Regions from separate parts of the Mus musculus genome. Here all the other regions are linked to region 2. Evidence: chromatin loops called from intact Hi-C (ENCODE). Cell type or tissue: heart. All regions are shown on one strand. Links, peaks and the distances in the headings refer to the core of each region. The heading gives the core; the rest is flanking DNA.

Region 1 (10,113 bases), core at 1,277-9,276, 100 kb before region 2:
CGTGCTACACAGAACAAAATCTAGATGTTTGTTTGGAATCCCTTGAATTTTAAATAGTGTTCCATGTCTTTAAAAAAATTACTTAGGGCTTGATAAAGTAATACAGGGCTATAATCCCAACAGTTTGTGATCATGAATTTAAGTCCTAGCACCCACAGAGTAGCTCATAACCATCTGTAATTTAAACTCCAGGGGATCTAGCACCTTCTTCTGGACTCTGCATATTTGTGGTGCAGACATACATACGGGTAAAATACCCTTGCACGTGCACATGCACATAACAACATCGCAGTGAGTTGAAGGGCATTGCAAAAGACTGAGAGCAAATTATTATCCCCAAAGGCTCTCTACAGCTCCAGGGGAGTCACGTTCTTCATGAAGGACAGTCTGAGCAAGGGATGGAAGATCTCTCTCTGTCTGTCATTTTCCCTTCTCATCCATATCTTTCTTGTAGTCACTAGATTACTGACGACCCAAGACAGGTTACATCCGCCTCCCATCTGTCTAGAATGTTATAATACAGGAAGGAGAAGACACACTATCAGAAAACAAACACAAGACAGAACCAGTCTCTCCCAGTATATTCAGTGAAACGTACAGGGCTTTCTCCCTGTCCGCAAGTCAGCATTCAGTTCTTCAGGAAAGACAATCAGCTCTGAGCTCATGAACCATGTGTACTGCACCGGCATTCTCTACCCCATCCTCAGGTAGCAGTCGTTATTGTTTTAATGTAGTCTGTGACTCATCACTTAGTTTTCAAATCCTCTAATGGCTCGCTAAGCATGCGTGAGAAATGCCTGCCTGCAGGCTGGCATCTCTAAAACCAATTATTCCCCCGACTTTGTTTTACGTTTTTAGATGGACAAATAGACTAGCACTGTAGAAATCTGAACTCTACTCCTCCTTCCTATATGCATACACACAAACATAGGTATATATATTACAAAGGGGAAAAAGCCCATAGAAAGTGTGTGCGTGTGTGCATACGTGTGCTGTGTAGTTACATGTTAAAGCCAGAATAGCTGTGATGACTCACAATCCTGGTTCTTAAGAGGTAGAGGCGGAAGGATTGAGGAGATGATCTATCTAGTGAATTTAACAATGGCAGAAACTGTTAGCTATGTCGAAAATTACAAGCCTGCTTCTAATATCTGGGTTTTGAAACATTCCACGGTGGAGTAAGATGACGTAGGGGTCCTTGGCTTCAGGTTTTGCGGTTTTGCTACTCAGTTCCTAGGAAGTTTGCATTGCTTGGCATTATATTAAATTTGGCATCTCCCAGGTAGCCCCTGAAGCTAAACTGGTGCTTTTCCAACACGTTTGCTCAGCCCTGCTGAGTTCAACATCTGTTTACAAAGGTGGTTTTTCCCTTTCTTCCTTCCTTCCTTTCTGTCTTTCTCTCTTTCTTCCTTTCTCTCTCTCTTTCTTCCTTTCTTTCTCTCTCTCTTTCTTTCTTTCTTTCTTTCTTTCTCTCTCTCTCTCTCTCTCTCTCTCTCTCTCTCTCTCTCTCTCTCCCTCTTTCTTTCTTTCTCTCTCTCTTTTTGACTGAGACTTGAGCCATGGTGAGCTCACCTTCCCTTCTGTGGTCTGTTTTTTCTCTGTCAGGCTTTCAAGTTAATTATTTCCTGTTTCTGTGAGTCTGTTCCTTATCCCACCTCTCAGACCACCCTCCACACATTCCTACCCCCATCCATTCCCCAGCACATGGGCCTTTGTCTCTTGGCCTGCCCTTGAGTACCCTCTGAGAGTCTTGGAGTTAATTTCGAAGTATAGCAATCTCAACACAAAAACATGCCTTTCTTGTAAAAGCCAGAAGTTGTGTCCCAGGTTTTCAGCTTTTTAGCAAGTCTTTGTTATGTCCCAATAGTCTCTAGTCTCTTAATGCCTGAGTCTGAGGTACTATGAGAGATCTTGCCCTGTTGGAGGTCTCAGGCATCCTCTCAGGACTCCCACCCTGAGCCTGCCTGTCCTAAGGAGTTGTTCCATTGTTCACGCAACAGTGTTGCCCTTGGTATCTCTCCCGTTCATTCCCTCTCATCAATATCAGAGCCTGCTGGCTTCCTGTAATGCAGGTACAGTGGGCTGAATTGTAGCTCAAAATACTTTCTGTACAGAAGAAGCCCCTGGGTGGGCGGGGCTAGCGATTTGGTTCAGAGTACTAGCTGCTCTTTCAGAGTTCAATTCCCAGAACCCACAAGGTAGCTCACAACTGTCGCTAACTCCAGTTCTAGGGGATCCAGTGCTGCCTTCTTGCCTCTATAAGCACCAGCCTTGCAAGTGAACGCACAGACAGAATACCCACACATATAAAGTAAGTAATTTTTAAAAAGCCACTCCAGGTCCCAGGACTTGGCTTCCTTTCCGTTGCTCAGAAATCTCACCAAAGCAGCCTTTTACAGACAAGTCTTCCTTTCCCCAGCTTCTTCTTCCAGCGCTGCCTGGGGATTTGCTTTCGCTCTCTCACCTAGACTCCAGGACACTGTTTATCATCATGTCCCCTAGCAGTACCTCGGCTTTTCTCTCCTGTCTTCTCACCCCATGAGAGTGCACAGGAGCTCTTCTGGCAGCTTTTACGGTTTCCTGGCCACCTATTTCCAGTCCGATAAGAAGTAAAGGAGGAAGAAAGCCAAAACTGACAAGCTCCCACGAAGCCAGGAATAGCTTAGGAGCATGTGCTTGCCTCACATGCATGCATGAGACCCAGAATTCCAGCCCCAGTGCCTCAAAGAGATACTGACTATAGGTTAGAGTATAAGTGTTTGTGCGTAGTGTATACGTACACACTTAAAGTGAAAACCTGAGTCTAAACACAAAGCAGGGGTTCAACTCTCTTTGAAGGAAAGGGGAGTCTGAGGCTCCAGCCATCTCTATGTTCAGTGCAGCTCAGCCGGCAACTCAAATCTATATGTTCTCCCCGTGCAGCTCAAACAAAGAGAAGCCTTGATGGATATTGAGGATTTGGGCAACTACCTCCCAGTTAAGAAGAGATTTTTTTTTTTTTAAATCGTGCTTTCATTATGACTCCATCTCCGTTTATTGATCAAGGGATTTCTTGCCTCACTTAACTCTGTAATCTGCTGATCAGATTAAGAAAATGTGAAAACTATTGTTTGGCAGCAGGAGCAGAGACCTAAAAGTGACACTTGAGAGGCGGGAGACTCAGATACTATAATTCAAGAAGAGTGACTAATTGATCATGCAGACCATGTTCTTATGCTTTCTTTATTCTTTTTATGCGCTGAGTGTGGAATGGAACAAATCAGATTAAAAGTTTTGTGGCTAGGACTGTTTGGGAGTTCCTAGTGTAGAAATAGCCAGCACAAAGTCATCGAAGGGCCAGGAAATAATCTGCACTAAAAGGCATAAACATATTCAACATAGTTTTGTCACTTACTGTGTTCTTTTCAAATGTAAGGACTAAAAGCAGTGTAGTGAATTCTCAGTTGCAAGCTGCCCTGGGTTTGAGTGTTTCTTCTCTCACATTGTTACTACCTGGTATACAGCTGCGAGTTCTGGAGAGACCCGTGGTTCCTCTTTACCTCCTACCTGCCAGCCTATTGGTCACTTTATTCTCGTTAATTCTTCCTCTTGAGGGATACCAGGAAAGAGAAAAGGGGTGAATTTCAGGTCAGTCTAGTGTGCTTAGCAACAGAAGCAATTCAATCTCAGTACAATAAATTTGGAAGACCTGTTCAATTTTTTTGTGTGTGTCATTTAGGAATTTGCTCCAGCCAAGTGAGGGAACATTCCTCTCAGTTAGAGCCTGGACATTTTTGAGATTGATAGGATTTGTTTTCTTTTCTTTTTTTTTTTTTTTAGTTCCTTTGAGACAGGATCTTGCTACATAGTCAAGGCTGGACTCAATGTCTATTTCTTTCTCTCTTTAAAAAGATATCTTTTATTGCATTCATTTCGTGTGTGTATACGCTGACAGACGTCATAGGATAGCTCACCGCACTGAATCAGTTCTCTCCTTCTGCCATGTGGTCCTGGGTCATGAAAGCAAGTTCCTTTATACCATGAACTATCAGCACAGCCGCGGCCTTCTCTCTTGACCCTCCACCTCCGTCTCCCAAGTACTAGGATTACAATAGGATTACAAGCCTTCCCTAAAAAAAAAAAAAAAACTGGCCGGGTACTGCAGGAAATCTGAAGCCCAAAGGAAAGAGAATCTTGTATTTGTACCAATTACACGAGAGAATCTAAACCTGTTTACATTGCTGGGTTTTATTACTTAAAATTACCCAGAGAAGATGGGCAGTGGTGGCCCACGCCTTTAATCCCAGCATTTGGGAGGCAGAGACCGGCCATTTTTCTGAGTTCAAGGCCAGCCTGGTCTACAGTCAGTTCCAGGACAGCCAGGGCTATACAGAGAAACCCTGTGTGTGTGGGGGGGGGGGGGGGAAGTGGGGGGGACAAGGGAAATTACCCAGAGAAGTGAGTAACTATACCCATTCTATACACATGGGAAGTGAAGTTTTAAATTACTCTGACCAGTTCCTCGGTCTGCAAAAAAACCCAGCTGGAGAGATAGCTCAGTGGTTAAGAGTACTAGTTGCTACTTCCAGAGGTCCTGAGTTCAATTCCACCAACCCTAAGGTGGCTCACAACCTCATGCTCTATTGTCATTCAGGCATACATGCAAATTGAGCACCATATACATAAATAAAAACTTAAAGAAATCCAACCTAACAGCCTCTTCAAAGCACAAGTCCTTTACTGATAAGGAAAAGAAGTCTATGTGCTGCGACTTCATGGGGAAACCCATTAGAGACAAAACGCTTTGACAGAATAAAAATGTCTAATTCAATGACTGAGTGCTCCCCCGCCCCCTCCCTTACAAAACAAAACAAAACAAAACAAAAAAACGGAACAACTATATCACAGTATAGAAGATCCCTCACAGAACGGTCAAATCACATTATAAGAGAAGGAACAGAAAGGAAATGGTGACAGCATTTTGGCCTAAGATGCCAAAGTGACTATGAAATATTAGGGCAGCTGTAGCACAATCGTCACAAATGTTGGCCATCTTCACTACAGACAGCTGCAGGCTCGGTTTTACTTCTGCAAATCTCACCCCTAGCCCTCGATCAGGCGGCTGTCGCCAGCTGTCGTAACACCCGCCACTGCCTCTTCTTTCCCACTCCCACGCACCGGCCAAGGCCGCCGCGGCCCCGACGAGGAGGCGCGCGCCCCAGGCGCACGTGACGGGCCCGGGGAGGGCAGTTTTCAATCTCCCCTCCCCCTTCCAAAAAACCCGCCCTCTCCCGGCAGGCGGAGGCTTTCTATTGCGCTACCACCAGAGTGACCCTCAGGTCAGCCAATCGCGACGCGGCACCTCAAGAAAGGCCCGCCCCCTGATGGTCCTCAGGTTCCTTCCCGCTCACACCGGAGTCACTTCCGAAGAGAGAACCGCCATGAAGAGAGTAGGGGGTGCCGCCCACCTCTGCACCGACAGCCTCCCCGAGTCCCAGCAGCAAGACGGCAACCACGCACCCAGCTTCTCCAGCCACAGCTCATGCCGCCGTCGCCAGCGGCGCCGACATGACAAGGCGCTGCATGCCCGCTAGGCCAGGTTTCCCCTCATCCCCAGCCCCGGGGTCGTCGCCCCCGCGCTGCCATCTGAGACCCGGTAGTACCGCCCCTGCTGCAGCGGGAAAAAGAACAGAGAGTCCTGGGGACAGGTACAGTGCAGAGGGCTTGAGAAGGGGCCGGGTCGCGGGGGCACGGGTATAGGGGAGGACTACGGACGGCTGCTCTTCAGTTCCCGCCATCCTCAGCGAGCTCAGGCCTTGATGTTCTGGGGCCTGCAAGCCCTCGCCCCGCCTCCGCGCGGGGGCTTCTGGGAGTTGAAGTCTCCTTTTCTGTAGTTGAGGTGTTGCTTTTGGTCTAGTGACCACCAGCCTAGATGGCTGCGGAGAGCCCGCTTTAGGTAGAAGGTTGTTTTTCTCCTTTTCGAGCGCTTGCCCTGGGGCCCTCCCTTCTCGAAGCCTCTATTTAGATCGTTCTGATCCTGGTGGTTTCTTGAGTTTAATTATGTAAGATGTGATAAGGAAAACCCACGAATTACTTAATAGTACAGTGTACACGACCATTCATACTAAAAACATTTTTGGAATGCGCCTGTTTTCTCTTTGAGTGACTTTCTCCCTCACCAACAGACCTTTCTTTTTCTATTTCCTTTTTCTTCCTTTCTTTTTTTATATGGTAAGGATTTTCTGGGAGCTATGTAATGATGGAGAATTTCATCATATGACATCCTCTGACAATAAAACATTCAAATTATCTACGAACTTGGTACTGTCTTTTTTTTTTTTTTTTTAAGAATTGGTAACAGACGTTTTAAGTTTATGCTTTAATATTGTAGCACAGATTCACAATCCTTTATCTTAATTCTGAAGGACAGAAGGCTGTGAAAAACAACTATTTTCATTGCTTCCTACCACAGCCGCCTTGGCAGCCAAGCCAGGTTGATCAGAGCTAATATAAGGTTTGTGGGTGGTACTGAGTGTGAGTGTTGATAAGCTTTGCTGGAGAAATAGTAATATTTTGGCTACAGGTTGCAGCGCCAGATCCTGCTGGGGGCTGCACATAATACATTCAAGTTATTTCCCCTCCAAAATCCAATAAATTGAGAATTCTAACACGTTTGGTTCCAGCACTTTCAGATTAAAGGCTTGTAAAACTGTCATAATTTTTTTTAACCAGTTATACATAAGTAATGGATATTTCTGTGTGCTTGAACTTAGGAAACAATTATTTTACCTCTACAGAGTTCGTTTATAGTTTCATGGTTTACCAAAAGTCATTTTTCCATTCAGGTGTATTGGAGAGTAGTATTAGATTTAATACTTTAGGGGAAGGGTATGATGTTAATTTTTAGTAAAAATATAAGTATATCTTGGTTTTAATTTGCTGCTTCTGGGTTCTTTTGCACCTCTCCACTGCCAGAAATAGGCACATCATGTGTCTTCACTAGTATTTCTTCCTTTACTCAGTGGTAGAGTTAATTTACCTAATGTAATTGACTTTCTGTAAACAAATGCATGTATTCTCCCATAACCTGTCACTCATCATTTAGGTTCTCTCAACATACTGGTGGAGTCTAGGTAAACCAGGAAAGATGGTCACTGCTCTTCTAATGCTACCAGTAAAATGTACACTAGAGAAGGAGATCAGCCTTGGGTTTGGATTGCTCAGGCTGCCGTCTTGAGTACTGGCTCAGTGGAGGAATGTTCAGGGATACTGCTTGTTGGCTCTCTTTCAAACATGCATGAACAGATCAGAGTATAGGTTCAGGAAATAATTGTATGCCCATGTTAGTGTGTAGTAACCCGTACATATTATTAAAGCTGTTTGATTTTTTTTTTTACTTGTTAACTGTCCAATTTCCTTTTTATTTTACTTAGGTAGTATGATGCTTTTGTAAAAGTATCTTAAGTTTTGTTTTGTTTTAAGTATTTTACTTATTTTTTATGTGAATGAGTGGTTTTGGCTGCATGTATATTTGCACCATGTGTGTGCCTGGTGCTAGGAGACCAGAAGATGGCATCACATACCCCTGGAACTGGAGTTAGTCATTTGTGAATAGCCATCTGGGTGTGGGGAGCCCTGGCTTCTTTGCAAGAGCAACACATGTTCTTAACCACTGAGCCATCTCTTCGCCCCTTGAATCTTTGCTTTTTTGTTCTGTTTTATTTTGTTTTGTTTGATTTGCTTTTCAAGAAAAGGTCTCATTGTGTAGCCCTTACCAGGCCTAGAATTCACTCCATAGACCAGACTGGTCTCACATTTACATAGATACATCTGCCTTGTCTCCTGAGTACTGGAATTAAAAGGTGTGTGCTACTGCTCCTGGCTAATCTTAAGGAATCTTAGATCTTTAAGAAGAAAGTTTGAAACACAAGTTGTGGCTCATCCTAGCTTTTGCTGTTAGTTTAGGATCTTATAAAACATAAGAGATCAGTGTAAGAGTCACGGCTGATCCTCTCTACCTTTGCCTTGCATGTTCCTTTTCAGATCAACCCAATTGTTCTCTTTCCCATCTGCTGTTCTGCTCATGTTGCAAGTCTCTGTTAGACAGGTCTGTGATCTCTAGTATTTATCAGGTTTCTGTTTAAGTCTCAATTGTGTTTATAAACTTAGCAAAAAAATGGCTATATATTTTTTTAAATTTTCCCTTGTGGCTTAGCAAACTATGATTGACATTTTCAGTACTTGATTAGTTAAATAAGAAAGTGGAATTCAGCCCGTATTATATATCTAACACTCACGACTTGATCTAAAGTATTGAGGTTTGAATATTTGGTGTTGTGATGTCATATTAGCTGTGCTTTTATTTTCAGGAAACAGTCAATCATAGATTTCTTCAAGCCAGCTGCAAAACAAGGTATGCATGGTAATGTATTTTTGATGGGTTGTCTTAGAGAGCCTCCAGACTTTTGATTATACTGTTCAGGATTAAGAAATGTTTGTTATAATGAAAATGTGCTCAACAGTAAACCATCTCTTCTATAGTCTTTTTTTTTTTAAGATTTACTTTATGTATATGAGTACACACTATAGCTGTACATATGGTTGTGAGCCTTCATCTGATTGTTGGGAATTGAATTTAGGACCTCTGTTCACTCCCACTCCAGTCAACCCCACCTGCTCAGTCCCTGCTCGCTTTGGCTCAAAGATTTATTTATTATTCTACATAAGTACACCGTAGCTGTCTTCAGATGCACCAGAAGAGGGCATCAGATCTCATTACGGATGGTTGTGAGCCACCATGTGGTTGCTGGGATTTGAACTCAGGACCTTCAGAAGAGCAGTCAGTGTTCTTACCTGCTGAGCCATCTCAACAGCCCTCTACATTCTTAACATTAAAAAAATTCCAGCTTATAGTGCTTATATTATTTGTGTTCTCTAGTAAAAAGCTCACAAAAAAAGCTATAGTGAGCTTAGTTGATGTAGCAGAAGGGATTCATGAAACTTCATAAAAGATAACCCTATTTCTTAGTTTCTCTCATTCCCCCAAAATATATTTTATCACCACATATTAATTGGATTGAATTTTTTAGTAGCTTCAGTACAGTTAATAGCTAATATAAACATTAATAGACACATCAGTTTATTTTTAATAATGTGTGATTTATATGTGTTTTAATTGTGGCTGTTTTAGACAAACATATGTTGGATTCGCCTCAAAAATCAAACATCAAATACAGAGGAAATGGATTATCCATCACTGGGACAGAGCAATTTGAAAGGAAATTATCTTCACCAAAAAAACTTAAACCTAAGAGGATGTCATCAGAAGAAAGTCCTATTTTAGAGGCTTTCATGAAAGGTGGGAAGGAGCACCACAAAGATCGTGGTGTCCATGAGTCACGGCGGCCTTGTATGTCTCTAAGCAAATATTTACCCAAAGGAGCTGGCATCTATGCTCCTTCCTCTTATCGATTGCCCAAAGAGATCAAGGCACAGAAGAAAAAACACCAGTCTCCTGAGAGAAGGAAGTCACTGTTCATTCATGAAAGTAACAGGGAGAAGAATGACAGAGATCGAGGCAAGAACAGTGAAGACTCCAGAAAACAGGCCACAGCCACAGAAGGTGACATCTTCAAGCATAGCTCCAGAAGTATTAGTAGCAGAAGCAGCCTGTCCAGGCACCATCCAGGAGAAAGCACACTGGGGGCTAGGTTCCAGCTGTCATTAGCTTCTTACTGCCGAGAGCGAGAACAGAAGAAGTTGAGAAAGGAACAAATGGAGCAGAGAATCAACTCGGAAAATTCTTTCTCAGAAGCAAGCAACCTTTCCTTAAAGTCGTCTGGTGTAGGGAAAAACTGTAAGCCGAGGCATGAGCATAGCAAGCACACTGAGGCTGTACCTGGGAAGAGTAATCTCTCAACTCTGGTATGTACAGTAACTACTGCTGTACCATGCTCAGACCTAAGTCTACAGATACTTATTAACCCATAACATAGTTAAGGAAATAGAGGTGCACAACTTGGGCTGATGCTGGTTTCATTAGGTTATCTCTACTCTTCATTGAATTCTATATGTTTATTTTATTTATTTTGGTTTTTTTCAAGATAGGGTTTCTCTGTGTAGCCCTTGTTTTCC
Region 2 (8,000 bases), core at 1-8,000:
TATAGGGGAGAGTTTAGGGATACTTTGAGGGACCTTTAGAGCTGAGCTGAGAGACTGCTGGAGTTGCCTAGCCTCAGGGGGAGGTAGCTGGGTGAGAATCCGAGCATCATCAACAGGTCCAAGGGCGGAGGGACAGTCAGGAGCAAGGCTCTGGTCCTTAACAACTCGTAGGTCAGAGGCTAGGGGCAGCAGGCCAGGCCCAGGGACCCTGACCACAAGTTCCATAGGTTCCCGAGCCTTGTTTCGGTAAGCCCTGCGGATGGTGTCCACTGCTCGCTGGTGGGTTACCTGCTCCAGGCTTTCGCCATCCACTGCCACCAGCTCAAAGCCAGCCTGGCACAGAGATGGAATATTCAGTTCTGAGTCATTCCCACCCACCACCCAACCTGAAGGCAGCGGCCTTTCACCTCCACCAGCCAGGACACTCCTACCCCATCTGGGTGCAGGGAGTGGACAATAGGACTTTTGTGCCTGCAGCTGTTGGGGGCAGGGTGGGGCACAGACAATGGCCCTTTGTCCCTTGGGAGGAGGTAGAACAGGATGGGCCATTCTCAGGCCAAGGCTTGCATGAGGGGACACATTCTTCTCTAGGACTGCCCATCTTACCGGCCTGACCCCCATACTCCCAAGCCACCTCCTATGACCTGGTCTGAACATGCCCAGTTGGAAGTGTGGAGCGGTCTTGAACCCTGCTATACTTAAGTCGCAGGCCTAGAGAGGCTTAGCGCTTCACGCACCTGTAGATCCCCGCAGAGGAAAGCTGCACCTCCGGGAAAGATCTTCTCTATCTTCACCATGGGCTGCACCTTGGACTCGATGCCCCCAGAGATGCTAATGCCTGGGCAAGATCCAAAGCAGAGTGACTACAGTCTTACCCTAAACCTTGAGCTCCCGGGAGGATCCTAGAATCCCAGCCCCAAGTCCAGTCCCGCCTTCTTCCCATCTCTGGCTTCTGTCTCAAGTCTCAACCTCCAAACAGATTCTCCAACGATATACCTTAGTACTCAGATTCCTTCCCTGGCCCACCAACCTCCCTCAAACCCAAGGAGTCTACCCTGCTTAATAGTGCTCCCAGGACTCACCCAAAGACTGCTTCATCTTGGATAGTGTGATGGTCCTCAGCGCTCCAGTGGAGACATTCCCGACTGCTTCCTCAGCTATCCGACCATTCTCCAAGGGCCCTTGCCTGGCTCCCACTTTGGCCACCTGCCCATCCAGAAGTCGTGGAAGCAGGGGCCTTGCTTTCCGAGGCCTGTGGTAACGCCCGTTGGCTGTGGCAGCAGTGGCGATGGGTGCCGGGGAAGGGGAGCGCCTGCGCCCAGGAGACTTGCCTTGACCTCGGCTGTGGCTGCGACTGCGGCTGCGGCTGCGACTGCGGCTGCAGCTTTGGGCTGGGGTCTGGCTCTGGTTCTGCTGAGTGTCCTCTCTGCTTAGGGGTTCTGTCAGTAGCCAGTTAGGCCTGGGAGGTCGGGGAGCCACAGGAGGTGGCTGGGGAGGAGGTGCGCATGCGCCTCGGCGTAGCGAAAAGGCATCAACTGGCACGTCTTGTAGAGGGGGGATTCCCTTGTGGTGAGGAGCAGAGGCACCGAGGGAGACCTTAAGGACCCCAAGCTTCTCCCTTATCTCTCCGTCTTCATCCTCTGAGCTGTTCACTGGTAGCAGGTAAAAGCCCCCACGGCTATCTGCGGAACATGGTCAAGGCTAACTGGCTTTTCTTGACCATCCCTTGCAGACCCTGCTGCTTACTGTTTCCTGTAGGATGCCCGAGTGTGTGCAAACAAGGTCTAGATTTGCTCAGAGTTAGGTGCCCCATGGTAAAGGGGCACTGGGTCAGGTGGACAAACATGACCTATTATTAATAGTATTTTGTATTGTAATACAGTTCTACTTTGGCAGAGCCAAGAGACCAGATTTAAAAACACGTAGTTTTGAAATGTCCTGTACGGGGATGTGTGAGTAACATGGCCTGGAGGACAGCGCTTTCTTTCCTGACTACAGTCAGTGACCCTGCTCGGAGGCAAGGATGGAAGACCTGTTCTCCCTGTTCCAATGTCCCCAGGGTTGTCCCCTTTCCCCAGGTTATAGGACTCTGACTGACCAGGCACAGGGGTGATGAGGTGACGTTTGGGTGGCGTGTCTTGCCTGGTAGGTCTCAAAGCAGAAGGCCCCACTGGTTGGAGAAGAGAGCAGGTCAGAGGTCAGACACCCCTGCCAGGCTCGCAGATAGCTTTGCCAATGAGCCACCCTCCACTCCCACCCCACCCACAACTAGAGCTCAGGAGCCAGAAGTCCCCGCCCGCCCCCCCAACCCCCCACCCCCGCTGCACACACTGCTGACCTGCCCTGCTCTTAAGAGCCTCAAAAGCCTCCAGCTCCACAGGCATCACCATGCTATCGAAGCGGCCAAGGTCTGTGGGGGCCACCACGCTCCTGGGGAAGGCAGGGATGTGGGGTAAGCAGGGCTTGGTTCTAGGGGGTGCAGTCATGGAGAAGCTTCAGTCCTAGGGTCATTCCGTTCCCCCGGGTCGTACCCCCCCACCCCCAGCCTCTCCCAACCTGATGTCCCTCAGCAACAGCAGCTTCGTGGGCCTGTCTAGGATGGCCAGCAGGGGGCGCACCAGATCCTCCACACCACCCTCATGGACATACTGCATTTAGAGACATCACAGGTCAGACAGCAGCAGCAACTCTAGCTAGAGCTGGGTGTGGGGAAACACCAGGGCACACAGAGACCCTGGAGCCCATCGGCCATCTTCGCTCTAGGACAGAGTCGCCCTATCCAAGGTCCACAAGTTGGTGTGTCAGTGACCTTGTGGATGCATGACCTTGTGAATGCCTGGAGTGATCCACAGATCTGCAACAAGTACCAACATCAATAATGGCATCTGGACAGGCAATTCTAAGCCTTTTACATGCAGTCTTTCACTTCGCGGCCACTCTGAGATGATTCCTGTTTTACAGATGAGGAACCGAAGCTCAGGGAGAATTTGCTCAAAGCCACACAGATAAAGACGTAAAGGAAAAGCAAGAACCCAAGACATCTTCCTATTGCTTGCCCTGGGGCAGGAAAAGAATGTTCAGGTGCTGGACTCCCCCACCTCCACTCCCACCTCTACCCCCACCCCCACCCCCAACGCTTTTGCCCAGGCAGAAGGAATGAATGCGAGCCCAACACTAGGCTGTGGTCCTGGCGGTTCCCACCCTTTGTTCAGGGTTAGAATGGTGATCTTGGCAAGCGGATGGCTCTACAGCCTCTCTAGTCAGTACCCTTCTGCCTGGTACGGCCTGGATGCCACCGGCCGGGATGCCACACCCCTTGGATTCTAGAAAACGAAATACTGGCAGCCAAGTTACTTGGGCAGCACACTGCCCCCTGGTGGTGAAAGGAAGACAACTTCAGAGAGCTCCTTGGATTGTTACCACGTATGGACATAGACACAGAAATAGCTGGCCCTCTGGCCATTAGCATGAATCATCAATAAATATTTAGGAATAAATGAAAAAGTGTGTGTGTCCCTAACCTACACATATGCTTACAGGACTCACATCAACAATACACTACCATATATGTGCATATCCCTAAAGTCCACAAACACAAGATCAGCAGCTGGGTGGCAAAAGAGACACAATGATAAGACCCTCTCCCAGAGCGTCAGGGACTCTGGTGGGAACAGGGACAGATGGCCTCACGTGGCAGTCATCCGTAAGCCACGGACCGCAATGAGACATTATGAGTTTCTGAGAAGGGTGAAGGATCGTAAGCAAGGGACCACTCCGCCAACGCTTCCAGGGTGGACACAAGGGGCAGCACAGAAGCTCTGAGGGCAGGCAGGATAGCGAGGTAACAAAGGTTTCATGTGGCATCAAGGGCTCATGGAGACCCTCCGGCAGGGCTGCACAGGTTGAGAACATGGGACTAGCACCCCCTAAAGCTATGCGGCTCATAATTGACATCAGCTATGTGGTGGCCCTGGAAGATCCCAGAAAAGTTGGGGATGGCAGATTGGGGTGTCACACCAGGTAAGGCCTAGAATGTGGGAGAAAGCAACTTGTACTCTGTTCTGCCTCATGAGGGAAGAATACCTCTGCATCAGTAAGAGAGGTCTTTAAGTTCCTGGCCTGAGGGATGTGGATGGACAGCTCAGGGGAGAGAGAGGAGATTCAGGCATGCCGCCTTAATCACTAGGGAACTTTGCCTCTCTCTCAGACCCGGGCTCTGTTTCAGAGGGTATGGGTGGGGCATTGGGTTGGCTGTGAGCAGTAGGTTCAGCCTACAGGGTAAATAGAACCACAGTGAATGAAGTCCTGGTTTGAAGAAGGCTGGGCAAAGGATGGGTGTGGGAAAAGGGGCTGGTCAAAGATACAGACACAGAGCCCCTCCTAGTGGCCATATCTCGGAGTTGCAGGCTCACCAGAGCTGGAGCACACCGCTCACTTAAAGTTCAGAACTGAGGACAGAATTTAGCTCAGAGCCCATGATAGGGCCCTCCATCTGCATTTCTATTGTAAACCAGATCTTAGGAAAGAGAATGTGTGAATGACCCCATCTTAGCCTTTGAGTGATACTTCATCATATATGGGTACATACATGCATGCTATGCACATACGAACATGTGTGGCATGTCAACACAACACTTCACAGACATGACAGTGTACACATCACAATAACAACACACAGCCCCGTCACAGTCCAGGTAAAGTTAGGAACAAGTGGCTTTCTGAAACTGCCCAGATTGCCCCCCATGTGCAACAGATGCATGGCCCTCCAGGAAACCCACCACAGGACCCTGGGAGTCCTGGAGACAAAATGATAGTAAAGGATTTTACAGTTCTCCTGGAGAGATCAACAGTGCCCCGCAGCCTCCCCAACACTTAGGCTCCAGGGATCCCTCCAAAACTGACTCCCTCTGGTACTGGTCGAAGAGAAAAGAGAGAGAATAGTATGGGTATTGGGGACGGTTGAGATGGGAGCAAAGGCTCACAGACTTGAGAAACAGGAACAGGCCCTTGGCATAAAGCCATGTCTGCTGGCTGTCCCAGGCACACAGCGGGGGAGATGGGAGACAAGACTGGGGGCAGGAGAGAACACAGTCGCTTGCCTACAAGGACATTCCCCTCCTGTTTGTCACCTGATTTCCTCTCCCTTAACTTAAATGTCACCTCCTCTGAGAGGCCTCAGATCTCCTGGGTTACCCACGGCTGCCTTTTCACTGTGCTCTGTAGGACTGGCCACTAGAGGGACTTAGATTCTAGGTATTGTCTCCCTCCTGCCTGAGAGCTTACTGGCCATTGCCCTCCCAGCAACAAGCCCAGGTACTGATCAGTGAACAGTAGTCCGAAATGAAGGCCAGGCCTTGGGCAGAGACTTACCCGGGAGCAGTGGCGAGTGACTGCTAGTACCTCATCGTCTGTCAGCAGCCTCCGGGCCAGGTCCTGAATGAGGGGCCGTCGACTTTCCCAGGCCTGCACCTGCTCATTCACAGTGGGTGCCTGGCCAGAGGGGCTTCCAGACCTGGCGGAGAGCAGGGCCCGGCCCCTCTCCCGGTCTGTAGGGCAGGGGCGAGAGGATGTGACAAAGCTGACAAGAGCTAATAGGGTAGGGTAAGGTAGAGTTTCTCTTGGCGGGGGCGAGGCTCCAAAGAAGCCAGCCAAGAGACTGAATGAACATGCTGGGCAGAATCCCTCTGAGCCCCTGTTCCCAAACATGGCCTTCCCTAACAAACTGCCACCAACAGAGAGCCAACTCCAGCCTCCTTCACTGTCACATTAATCCCCCCCCCAGTTGGAGTATAGACACACTCCCTCACCCCACATCCCTTTGGGGATCCCAACACAAGCCCTCTGTCCAAGTTCTCTGTCCTCCTTATACATTCCAGTAAGCTAGCCAAGTTCTCAGTCTGACTCCCCAGGCTCAGCTCTAAATGAGTGTTGTTCAAAACCGCTAAGCTGACCCCCATCGCTTTACCGTGGGGCCCTTGGGATACTGCCTTTACCTCGTCTTAGTCTCCAGGTGACAAACTTCTGCACAGGCCCCACACTCCCCGCTGTAAGGAAGAAAGAGATTTCAGTTCAGCAGGATCAAGAGTTCCAGTTAGAAGAGGTCAGGGTAGGGACGAGAGCCGTCGAGGGTCTTCAAGGTCATATCCAGCTAGGGACTGACCTTAAAGGCAGTGGGGAGTCGGTGGAGGCCGTGGAAGAGGAGGCAGTATGAACACTGCGTGTGGAGTTTATTTGGCAATGAATGAGGGGAAGAACCCAGGCAACAGCTTGGCGGTGCCTACCTTCAAGAAACAGAGAGGGAAAGAGGAATCGTGGAAGGAGAGAGGCCTGGCCAGAGAAGAAGGCTGAGACCCATGAGAAACCAGCATCCTGGGAACTGAGAGATGAGAAAGCAGACTGAGGAAAGAGGTACCCCTGACTGGAGACCTGTCTCTCCTACTGGCCTGTCACCGGAGGCCTCCAGACACTCAATTTTATTTTTTATTTATTTATTTATTTTTAAGATTTTATTTATTATTATAGTAAGTACACTGTAGCTATCTTCAGACACACCAGAAGAGGGAGTCAGATCTTGTTACGGATGGTTGTGAGCCACCATGTGGTTGCTGGGATTTGAACTTTGGACCTTCGGAAGAGCAGTCGGGTGCTCTTACCCGCTGAGCCATCTCACCAGCCCTAGACACTCAATTTTAAGGTGGAGCAACATCGGGCCTCTCATTCTGTTTGCTTCCACCTACCTACCCAAAGTTCGCTCCCACTTCTGGAAGGAAGCAGCACCCTGCTTGTCTCCTGGGTGACCCCCACCCCACTTCTCACCCCCCACCCCCACCATTCTCATTAGCCCATGCATTCTAACTGGGCTGTGGCCCAGGTGAACTTCGAAATCACCTATCCATCATATCTGGCTCCTGCCTTGCTTTTCTCTTCCACCACAGTCGTTTGTTCAGCATGAGAGAGAAACCCCAGAGGGCCCGGACTGACCCCTGCAGCTGGGACTGTTTAAAAATATTCCTTTAGGCCGGGCGAGGTAGCATATGCCTTTAATCCCAGCAGGAGACAGATGGAGACACATCTGAGAGTTTGAGGCCAGCCTCAAACAAAATGAAACCATGTTTCAAAAACAAACAAACAAAAAAACCAACCAAATAAAAAGCCCCAAATAACAACAACAAAACTTCTCTGCCCCCAGGGTTGCTAAGAGACTGGGGCCATCTCATCTCTAAATTGGCAAAGCCTTCTAAAATAATGGCACAGGCTCTAGGAGGTATGTCTGCTGGTACTGTGTATGCCCTCAGACAGGTAGAAACAGTCACTTGTTGAGCCTGGAGACCTGTGCTTTAAAGCTAGATGGACTTGAGTGTCCATCTGTCCTATGCAATTGTATCAAGGCATCCGTGTTGGCTCTGGTTTCTGAGTCTCAACAGGGTTGACAGGTTTCTTGTGAGGATCCTGAGCTGGGCTGGGTCTAGAACCCAGGGCTAGAGTGCTTGCCTGTCATGTCTGGGGTCCTAAGATTCAATTATCATGACAGGTGGGGGTATGGTGTGTGTGTGTGTGAAAGAGAGAGAGAGCAAGGTGATATGTGATGTATGTGTGGTGTGTGTGTATGTGTGTGTGAGAGAGAGAGAGCAAGGTGATATGCGATGTATGTGTGGTGTGTGTGTGTGAGAGAGAGAGCAAGGTGATATGTGTTGTATGTGTGGTGTGTGTGTATGTGTGTGTGAGAGAGAGAGAGAGAAAGAAAGAGAGAGAGAGCAAGGTGTGATATGTGTTGTATGTGTGGTGTGTGTGGTATATGTGTGTGTTTGTGTGGTGTGAGTGTGTATGGTGTGTGGTGTGGTGTGTGTGTGTGATATGTGTGTAGTGTGGTATGGTGTGGTATGTGTGTGAGTGTGTATGTGTGGTGTGTGTGAATGTGTATGGTGTGTGGTGGTGTGTGTTTGGGTGTGTTATGTGTGTGTGTGGCATGTTTGTATGAGTGTGTGTGCATGCACGAGTGT
Region 3 (10,113 bases), core at 872-8,871, 43 kb before region 2:
TTTTAGGGGGCTGGAGAAATGGCTCAGTGGTTAAAAGCACTGACTGTTCTTCCAAAGGTCCTGAGTTCAAATCCCAGCAACCACATGGTAGCTCACAACCATCGTAATGGGGTCTGATGCCCTCTTCTGGTGTGTCTGAAGACAGCTACAGAGTACTTACATATAATAATAAATCTTAAAAAAACAAACAAACTTGTTTTTAGCTTGATGCCTTCTTTTAATCTGTGGGAAACGGAAACGGGCACAGCTCTCCACAGTTTATGTTTACAAAACCCAATTAATAATGTGCTGTGTGCTTTACAGGCAGGGTTTTTTGTTTTTTGTTTTGGGTTTTTTTTTTTTTTTTTTTTTTTTTTTGGTTTTTGAGGTAGGGTTTCTCTGTATAGCCCTGGCTGTCCTGGAACTAACTCACTTTGTAGACCAGGCTGGCCTCAAACTCAGAAATCCGCCTGCCTCTGCTTCCAAAATGCTGGGATTAAAGGCGTGCGCCACCACTCCTGGATTGCAGTCAGGAATTTAATAATCTCATTCTTAGCTCATCCTGCACATCCGTTTGGCTGCTCTTGCCTACCTACGTGTTAGGGTTTGGTGGTGAACAACACAAAATCATGGCTCTTACCTGATGGTATCGGGGGAAACAGGAGAGGAAGAAATACCCTTCATCTGGGTGTCTCTAAAATTCTAGAACCCAGAATCAAGAAAGGTGATGCCATACAGTGCAGAGCCACTTGTGACCTGGCAGGTGGGTTTATGACATGCCAGCTGTGGAAAGGCTGACACTCATAACAAACCTAGTACCTCATAGAAGGCTTAGGCATAGTTGCCAGGCCCCCAGTGCTGCAGCTGTTTTCTCCTTTAGGGTAAACTAGGTTGGAAAGATGGATGCTGACAGCCCAGGTAGAAGTAGACAGGTGCAAATACTAGGGATAGTCGCGGTGTTTGAGGAAAAGACCTAGGCTTGGCCTCAGGTCCCAAGGTTCACCATACTGGCCATTTGACCTTTGTTGGCATCTGAGTTTCTTCTATTGAAAGGAATAACTCTATTTCATGTTTTGTGAGGATTCACATACATGGCAGTAACTCAGCACAATGCCTGGCATGCAACATGAACAGAACAAAGGGAGGCAAGATGGAGACTAAGATTGTAATCACCTTTATCCCAGCACGGAGGAGGCAGAGGCAGGCAGAGCTCTGAGTTCAAGGACAGCCAGGGCTACATGGAGAAACCCTGTCTCAAAGACAAATTTAATGGAGCTGGAGAAGATCAACAGTTAACTGGAGATTGCTCTTCCAGAGGCTCTGGGTTCAAAGCCCATCACCCATGTGATGGCTAACGAATGTAACTCTAGTTCCAAAGCCTCCTATGCCCTCTTCTAGCCTTTACAGGCAAAACACCCATGCACATAAAATAGTTAATTTTTAAAAGAAAATTGACCAGAAGCAGCCATCTGTGGGTGTGCTTACTTGTAAATCAGGTCTTATCTTCCAACAGTGATAGCTGGAGAGTATTGTACCTTCAGACTCTGGGAACTCTGGATACTTCCCTGTTCCTGCTGCCAAAAATATGTTAAATAAATAAACCATGCATGTTGGCCTGGTGCAATCACTAATACCGATGATCCCAGCACATGGGAGGCAGAGGCAGGAGGATCACAGATTTTGAGGCCATCCTGCACTCAGACACAGTTTTAATCACCCAGCATGCTTGACGGTGGTGGATGGTTTCCCAGCATCTGCAGACATGTTCTGACACTTCCTTCTAGCTAACCAGGCCTGGAAATCAGGAGAAGGCAAACCAGAAGGTCCAGCTTTGGATCTAACTCCAAGACAAGTGGCTAGGATTCTGGAAAACTTTAACTGGCAAAACAGGCTTCTGGGGCACAGTAAGATTACAGCATTGTTGGATAGGTGTCAGTCGCTACTAAGGAAGTACCACGTGGCCAAAAGATCACACTCTCCATAAGGAGAGTGCTGAACAACAATGGCAAAGCAGGAGCAAAGGCCACCACAGTGAACAGGAGACAGGGCATCTTGACTAGGGCAGGTTTCTCATGCCTCAGGGACCTCTATCTGAGGTCCTTCCTCTTCCTGTGTCACCAATACAATGTGACTTTTGTGTGCCAGTCCTGAGCTCTGTGTGTGTGTGTGTGTGTGTGTGTGTGTGTGTGTGTGTGTGTGTGTGTGTGTGTGGACACCAGTGTCAGACACACTCAGGTGCTTTATTTTACAGCAGAACTGGGAAAAATACATTAGCAAAAGTGAAGTTCATTTGTGTTCTCCAAAGGATTTTGAATGGCATCCTTACACAGCTCCCCTGTGAAGCAGCTGGCAGTGACGTGGAGGATAGGTAACACCCCACTTAACAAATGATCTGCCTTGTGTCCCAGGGAAGAAAGTCACTACTCTATTAGAACTAATTTTTTAAATTTTGTTTTGTTTTACTTTTTAGATAAGATCTTCAAGCCCAGGCTGAGGCTGGTCATGAAATTGTATAGCTAAGGATGACCTTGAACTGGCCCTCCTGCCTCCACAGCTGAGATCAGGCGTGTCCCACCAAACTTGTTTAAATTAGTGCTAGCTTATTGGTTTTGGCTTCAAGTCTTATCTCTTTGACAGAAAGGAATTTTCCTTTTATCAGCTTGTGGCACAGAGTAAGAGTTGTCAGTTAAGGGAGTTTCCTATAGAAAGGTGGGATGCTGAGCTCACGTAGGAAGAGAAGAGAAAGGAATGGATTGTGTACTGAGTCTGTCTTACCAGCAGTACTGATGGAAACGCCCATGGCAGTTTCACAAGTGCCATCGTAGAACTTGGCTTCGAAATCACACATTTGAATTATTATAAAGGAAACCCAGTGCTGTGTTTCGCATGCCTTGGACTCGGGTAGAGAAAGGATGAAGAAAGGATATGCACACTCATAGGGAAGAGCTGGGACAGGGTGGGCCGTGCTCACTGTGATGGAGCAGCACTCAGACACCAGCAACTGGATCCTCGGTGGGGTGTATCATGGACAGCACAGAGGGGAGTGAGCTCATCTCTGTAGGCTGTCTCTACTGGGGAGCAAACTCAGATCACAGTCATGCAGGAGGAGGGAGCTGAAGTTGCTAGATTTTGCACACACTGGTCAATTAGTCTTCATGGCACACACTATTGTACTTGCACAAGCTCCCAACATCTGCACGGGACCAACAGAAGGATCAGGCCACCCAAAGACATCTGAGGTATTGGGGTCCCTCCACATTCACTCAAGACTTGGTCTGTACTTTACACGTTCACTGGAGGCTTCCTCTGCTCCCTCTAGCTCAGTGAGCTGCAGAACCTGCCACACTGGCCTACTTGCTTCCTCCTGAGGGAAGTGCAATCAGCACAGCAAGTGCTGACTTGGCAAGCCCGGCTTTGTAGCCTAGTGGTCCCTGCAGTTTCTCCACAATGCCAGGTACCAGGTCTGGCCGTCTTTAGCCCTCTTCCTTCCAATTCACTTTCTCACAAAGCCTACAGGTGTCCTTCAGCCACGATTCAACCTATACGGAAGCTCTCAGCTTTTCTGATGTTTTTCCAAGCCATTAGCTAACTTCTCTCCCCTCTGTCTTCCACTAAAAACTCCCCTTTCTTGCCAGATCAAACCCACCAACCTTTTGTATGTCCCTTCTCCTTCCATCAGACGAGCCTGTCTATTCTAGTCCTCTTCCCCAGACTTGCCTGGCCCACCCTTCTTAGACTTCTCCAATCCTGTCCTCCATAAACAGAGTTCAAAACAAGTTACAATCTGCTTAGAACCTGTTTCCCCAGCTATAAAATGAAACTACTACTTCCTCAGCATGGGGTGGGGGCACAGAAAAAGAAGTGGACCAGAGCAACGTGTGTATAGAGTGTGTGCTTGGCTTGGGCAGGTGAGATGGTCTGGCAGACAAGGTGTCTGTCACCAACCCTGACAACCTCTGAGTTTGATACCTAGGCCCCACATGGTGGAAAAAGAGCAGACTCCCTGCAATTTATCCTCTAGGATATCACACATGGGGTGGGGGGTCCCACATGCATGCATGCGCTTTCATACACAATGAATATAATAAACGTTTAAAGTGTGTGTGCACTTTTTAATGAAAACATTTCTCCCAGTCTCCCCCGCTGCACCACACACTATCCTGTTTGCAGAGTGCCAGGAGATATTCTAACAGGGGGGTGGAAGTGTGATCTGGGCCCTTCTGTCTAGCAGTCTGCAGCCACACACACAGTCCAAATTCTGAGATTGTATGAGATTGAGTGCCAAACTGTATGAGCTCTGGGGAATCTTGAAAGAGGAAAGTTTCTTCCCAGGCTCTCATCAGTTTCATACGCCACTAGAAGACGACTTAAATTCCTAGGCACATGCAAGAGTCTGCTTTTTAGACTCGTATTTTGGTCCTCTTTGCCCATCATTATCGTCACGGATTTTTTTTTTTTCTTTTTGAAAGGTGGAGAGGTCAAGGCCAGAGGTCAGGATTCACTAGGATTTAAAGCCGAGTTCATTGTTGCTTTTGTTTTTGCTTTTCTGTGATGCTGGAGATGAAACCAGAGTGTCCTACATGCTAGGCAAACACTGTGCCCTTGAGCCCCAACCCCAGCCCTCGATTCGCTCTAAATAGCACTTGGAAAGGAGAGCCGGAGTTTTCAGAGAAGACCATCGTAAAGGAGTTAGGGAAGAAGGCTGAACCTGGCAAGCACAGAATTTTTGGATACCTGGGAACACTGAAAGTTTGGAGGTAAAATGACGATGGAAAATGATAAACGCAATCCCTTGAGGTGAGCCCGGGTTTGGACTGAGATTTGTTGAGTGATCCATACGTAGTGGCATGGCTTTCTTGTGCATAAAGAGCATTCTCTGTATGCTGTCTTTTCATCCCTTCAGGGCCCCATCTCACCTACTCTGACCTCAAACTGAATAGCCTGGAGGGAGCAGGGAGTGAGGAATCACACCTTGAACTGGGAACCAAGAGCTACGCAGAAATCTGATACTGTCGTCCCCATCAGCACACCCGCTCCATAGACCAAAGGCAGGAGGGCATGGCAAACATGTTTTGCAAGAAGTGAGATACAGGTTAGAGAGCAGAGTACAAGACTCCGGGACCCGGGGGTTACGCGTCCCTGCAGTAGGTAAATGGGAGGGGTCTTAGGACCAAAGCAGATCCGTAGGACCAGCCTGTTTTAGGGCGCACGCGGTGGTAGCCCCCCCCCCACCAGGGGGCGGGCGATACTCAGACTGACTGAGCCTGGAAGAAAGGGGACGCCAGGAGCCGTGGGCCTCGAGCATCTCCCACAAATCGGGTCTATTGTGCGTGGTGGGGGTCGCAAAGGAGGGCGGGCACCCTTCCCCGCCCCCGCCTCTGGCCCGCCTCCGGCCCCCGCCCCACCCCCGGCTCCGCCTCCACCCCGCCTCGCTCCGGCCGCAGCCCCTTCCTCCTGCAGCTGGTGCTGTGGGGCCGCGAGCCGCACGTCGCTGTCTCTATGGACCCGGATCCCAGCGCAAAGGTGAGGGAGGCGGGGAGTGCGGGCGGTGGCGGTGCGGGGGGCTGCGGCCGGGCAAAGCCTTGTCCGCATCCATTCCACCCTCCAAGCTAAGCCAGGCCTTTTTCACCGCCGAGACCCCCAATCCCGCATAAAAGGGTTTAGAGGGGCGCGGGCCAGGCCTCGGGTCGCGCAGGGCGCAGACCGGCCTTCTCGGAGTCGGGGGCGCCCAGCGTGCCCGGGACCCGCGTGGAGAACAGTGTTCCCCAGGATCTGGGTCATGTCTCCTGGCGTCCGGCGGGATCGAAGGAGAGCTTGTCCTCGAGCCGCAGCAGTAGATACTGAGGTTAGATCTGTTCAAAGGAGAAAACCTCGAACTGTCCAGGATGGTGGAGGGTGGGGAAGACAAGGGAGAGGCACCCTCAAATCTGAAGAGATCTCCATCTTAGTGGACAGAGGCAAATACCGCTAACCCCAGGCAGACGGACATCAGGGATGAAGGTTGAAAGCCTATTGATCCTGTGGGAGGGGTCCTCCCCTCCCCAGTTTTCTCCACCCTAGGATCTAACAGAAGATGATCAGAGTTCAGCGGGCAAACCCTGGGAAGGAACCCAAACTTGGAGTGAAGTCTGGGGTGTGAACTGGAGACCTTGAACCCGCTTAGTACTGGGGGGAGGGGTGGCATGCTCCACCCCCTGGCCATTAACTCGGCCCTCCCAACAGGTTAAATGGAGCTGGACGCTTTAGCCCAGTTCTCCAGATCTAGAAATGCAATCTGGGGGAGATGGGGAGGGGGGCGTGTGGAGCGGGGCAGGAAGAGGGCTGCTAAGATAGCATTTCACCTTCCATTTGCTAAACTCGAGGATCTCCTCTCCTCCTCCTCCTCCACCTCCCTGGGTTAGCCATTCTCCATTACAGGCATTCACTCCAGGTCAGAAGACACACACACACCACACACACACACACACACACACACCCCTTGGGGTGGCAGAGGGAGAGAGAGAGAGAGAGAGAGAGAGAGAGCAGGACTTTCAGGAAAGGAGACAGGATTCAGCCGTGCATCTGACCCCAGCAGACACTGTCAGCCACCAAGCCTGCAGCCCAAGTCAGACCCCTTTATGCATGTCATGAGTACTTACTTGTCTCTGCCCGAATGTAACTGTGTTTGAGGACTCAGAATACATGTGTGCACTATGCCTGGCCCAATAGCAACAATTCTGTGTGAATGCCCCCTTTACAAATGTGTGTGAACAAGACCGTCCTATTGAATATCTAGCCCTGCTTGTTCACCTCTGAGGATATATGATCCACTGGATGGATGACAGGTAAACAACCTTATGTGGCCTTGGCCCTTTGTGCGCTCTCTCTCTGTCTCTGACTCTGTCTCTGTCTCTTTCTCTCTGTATATGTGTGTGTGCATGCACATGACTCCTATAAATGCCTGTGTTCTTGGCCCTACACTGTGTACAAGTGTGTCACCGTCTTTGAGACCCACGAATGCCCCTTACTCCGCACTGAGCGGTTCCTCTGACCTAGGATGTCTTCCTCCTGTCTCCGCCTGGACACACTTCCCTAGTGGGAGGACTCACCCTTCAGTGCTGAGGAAACAGGAGGCCCCCCAGTGTAAACAGGTGTGCTTTCACATGGAGGGTACGGCTTGGGCAGCCTGAAACCTCCAGCTGCCCTAGCCCTCAAAACAAGAACTTGATGCCCTTTCTGTGGCTCAGAGACCCTCTCGCTCTCCCTCGTGTGACAGTGCTAACCTTTACCTCTTGAACAAACCCTCCAAATTCTTGCTATTCCTCTGACTAGCTCCAGGTCCCTCCCCTCTCTTTACAGCCGGATGGTTAATATTTGACCCAGAAGGAAAAGGAGAGGCCAGTGACACCCTCTGACCCTGCCTATGGCTGTCTGATGACATTGGGTAGATCAGGCAGCCTCCACATCTGGCCCAGCCAAGGAAATCTCCGGAAGTTCCCTGGCCTATCAATGGCCTCCACCTCAGGCGCGGTTCTAGTCTTTAAGGTGTGTCACGAAAGGTGGCTGCAAGTGTCAGGATCCCGTAGGTCACTGTCTCCATATTGTTTAAGTCTTAACTGGTCTTTCACACCGCAGTCTCCTGCACAGCAGAAATTACACTTGTGCAGCTCAGGGACCCAACTCCCTGCACCTCCCCACCCCCCCAGCCCCTCAAGCCTTTGCTCCCTGCCAGGAGGTAGGTCTAGCAGGCGGGGACTCGTGTAGATACCCAGCCAGAGGGTGCAGTATGGACTCGCACGGGCAAGGCAGAGATGTGTACCCCTTAGAGAAAAATGCCAGAGAGAAGTGTCTAATTAAAGAGAAATTCCAGAGGGAGCTCTTAGGCCGAGGGAAAGAAAAAACAAAGGGGAAACAGAACAAAATCAACAAAGACCCATTAACTGACTGCCCAGGCCTTCCCGCAGAAGGCACCCCCGCAGCAGGCAGCATTGTTGGAGGATCGGGCCTCTCCAGCAACATGGGCCCAAGCAGTCTCCTGACTGGAAGAGAGCTGTTACCATGGCATAGGTTAACAGTAGTCTAGGGTCTTATGAAGACAGCGAGTTTGCCACAGCCTCTGCCCCGAGCAGAGCTGGGCAGGATGCCGTGAGTCTTTCCTGGTGTGGGAGTTCTGTGGATGTCCGGCCTCTGGCTTTCAGGGCCGCCTGAAGTGTGGGTGGTATCGTCCCTCTTAATTCACACACAAATCAAAGGTTTTCCATTTTGGAGGGATTATATATTTATTTATTGTTTTGGTGGTTTTTTTTTTTTTTTTCCTCCTTCAGAGAACAGACAGAGACCTGGAACTTGCCCTGAGACTGGGGGCAAGGTGACCCCTTCAGAACCCTACAGTCCTCCTGGGACCCTACACTGCTCACTCTCCATGGAATTTGCATTTGATACAGAAAGGCACGTGGTGACCCGCCCTTCCCTCTGACTTCTTACCTGTGATTCCATGGCCACACAACCCTGTGGCTCCATGTCCCCCCCATTCCATGATCCTCCATGGCCCCATGACTACTTGACCCCCATGACCTCATGACCCCTGACCCCCATGAGATCACACCCTGGACTTTGAACCCAGTGACTGCTCTTCCCCTCCCCTCCTGTGACTCTCCTGGGCTGCCCTCGGGGTCTTGTTGGTCTGAACTTCCGCAGGAAGATGTGGGGGAGGCTCTGGCCCCTCCTCTTCAGCTTTCTCACAGTAACAGCAGTGCCTGGACCCTCACTGCGGAGACCATCCCGAGAGCTAGATGCCACCCCACGGCTGACCATCTCCTATGAAGGTTAGGACCCCTCCCCCAACCTTGAAACACTATGGCTGCCAGAGCTGGGGACAGGAAGTAGTCCCCAGGTGGCTCACTGCCCCTCTCGTTTCTAGAGCTCTCCCAGATTCGGCACTTCAAGGGCCAAACCCAGAACTATTCAACACTGCTGCTGGAGGAGGCTTCTGAGAGGCTGCTGGTGGGGGCTCGAGGCGCCCTGTTCTCTCTCAGTGCCCGTGACATAAGAGATAGGACTCACAAAGAGGTCAGCCCCTGGCATTTGGTCTGACCACAGGGTCTCCAGCTTCCTGGGACCTCAATTACCTGGTGACCCGCCCCCAGCCTTCCCGACCTCTGGACAGCACTGTCCTTTCCATCCCAGGGCTCATTCTGAAATCCACCTCACTTCAGTTTTCCCCAGTACTCTGGAGCAGCACTGTTTGATTCTCTGGGTAGTAGATATTGAGGTCAACATAGCAGTCTGTCCCTTTCCTCTCACTAGATCCACTGGGAGGCCTCCCCAGAGATGCAAAGCAAGTGTCATCAGAAAGGGAAAAACAACCAGGTATGTGATCTCCCTGTCCCCAGCTCTCCTTTCTTCCTCCTCAACCAGGGGTGACAGAGTTGGAGGGACACAGACGGAGTGGGACAGATGTGCATTCAAGTGCACAACTGCAATGAGTAGTATGAGTGGCTGGCCTTAGGGTAACCCTTGGACTCCAACTATCTGTGGTCGATAGCTTGGCCTGTCACAGAAACTTAATCCCTTTCCCGGGAGATCTCAAAGTATAATCATAACACTAAGTAACTGCTAATAAGCGACAACTAGACCTAGTTCTAAAATAATCTGATGACGCATTGTTATACCCATTTTACAGCTAGGAAAAATGAGACTTTGCCGGACCCCTAGTCTACCTGGTGTTCATGGAAAGACATTAGTCAAATATTAGTCCTTTCTAACTAAAAGGCAGAGTGTCTGGGTTGGGGGTGGGGATCATGTCTGGTTAGGTAACAACCATTTAGAGAGCTTTTTAGGTTTTTTTGTACTTACTTATTTACTTTGGAGTTTTTGGGACAGAGTCTTACTGTATATCCTTGGCTGGCCTACAACTCACTCTGTAGACCAGGCTGGCCTCCAACTCACAAGCGATTTGCCGGCCTGTGCCTTCTGAGTGCTGAATTAAAGGTGTGTAACACCGCTCCTGGCTTGGAGAGATTTTTAAGACTACACTTTGGAAAGAATGGCATGGCTCAGCATAGGCACACACATAGACACACAAAATAAATAGATATAAAACAAAAAAAAATACATATTCTAAGCTAGTTATAGTAGCATATGTCTGTAATTCCA

The links. Peaks named below come from ENCODE experiments on the same cell type or tissue, not always from the same donor. Only the 100,000 strongest peaks of a DNase experiment are listed, where the experiment ranks them.
Region 1: a loop joins it to region 2, with 4 times the contacts of the local background. A loop is called at or near these places in 2 of 42 quality-filtered maps.
Region 3: a loop joins it to region 2, with 2.1 times the contacts of the local background. A loop is called at or near these places in 8 of 42 quality-filtered maps.

Annotation. Positions count from the first base shown.
Region 1 is chr19:44,925,764-44,935,876 of GRCm38, forward strand. Slf2 (SMC5-SMC6 complex localization factor 2) reads left to right here and starts at 5,356. Exons shown (of 20, transcript NM_001081225.2): 1 at 5,356-5,687; 2 at 8,349-8,392; 3 at 9,170-9,903. The coding sequence starts at 5,548. In heart, for the core only: a CTCF peak has its summit at 5,285; DNase peaks (open chromatin) are centred at 2,588, 5,198 and 5,808; H3K4me3 peaks cover 3,302 bases; H3K27ac peaks cover 4,713 bases.
Region 2 is chr19:45,027,642-45,035,641 of GRCm38, forward strand. It overlaps Pdzd7 (PDZ domain containing 7), which reads right to left. Exons shown (of 16, transcript NM_001195265.1): 9 at 5,994-6,044; 10 at 5,371-5,546; 11 at 2,557-2,648; 12 at 2,339-2,430; 13 at 2,099-2,170; 14 at 1,083-1,682; 15 at 738-838; 16 at 1-333. Among named protein-coding and RNA genes, the nearest start is that of Lzts2, 14 kb to the left of the region's middle. In heart, for the core only: CTCF peaks have their summits at 2,625 (motif pointing right), 3,380 (motif pointing left), 4,384 and 5,227 (motif pointing right); DNase peaks (open chromatin) are centred at 490, 2,610, 3,300, 4,290 and 4 weaker places; H3K4me3 peaks cover 560 bases; H3K27ac peaks cover 1,199 bases; H3K27me3 peaks cover 371 bases.
Region 3 is chr19:44,983,856-44,993,968 of GRCm38, forward strand. It overlaps Sema4g (sema domain, immunoglobulin domain (Ig), transmembrane domain (TM) and short cytoplasmic domain, (semaphorin) 4G), which reads left to right and starts at 5,489. Exons shown (of 15, transcript NM_011976.1): 1 at 5,489-5,502; 2 at 8,283-8,783; 3 at 8,879-9,027; 4 at 9,265-9,327. The coding sequence starts at 8,660. 4930414N06Rik (RIKEN cDNA 4930414N06 gene) reads right to left here and starts at 695. Exons shown (of 3, transcript NR_040294.1): 1 at 620-695. In heart, for the core only: a CTCF peak has its summit at 5,207 (motif pointing right); a DNase peak (open chromatin) is centred at 5,496; H3K4me3 peaks cover 2,267 bases; H3K27ac peaks cover 1,651 bases; H3K27me3 peaks cover 717 bases.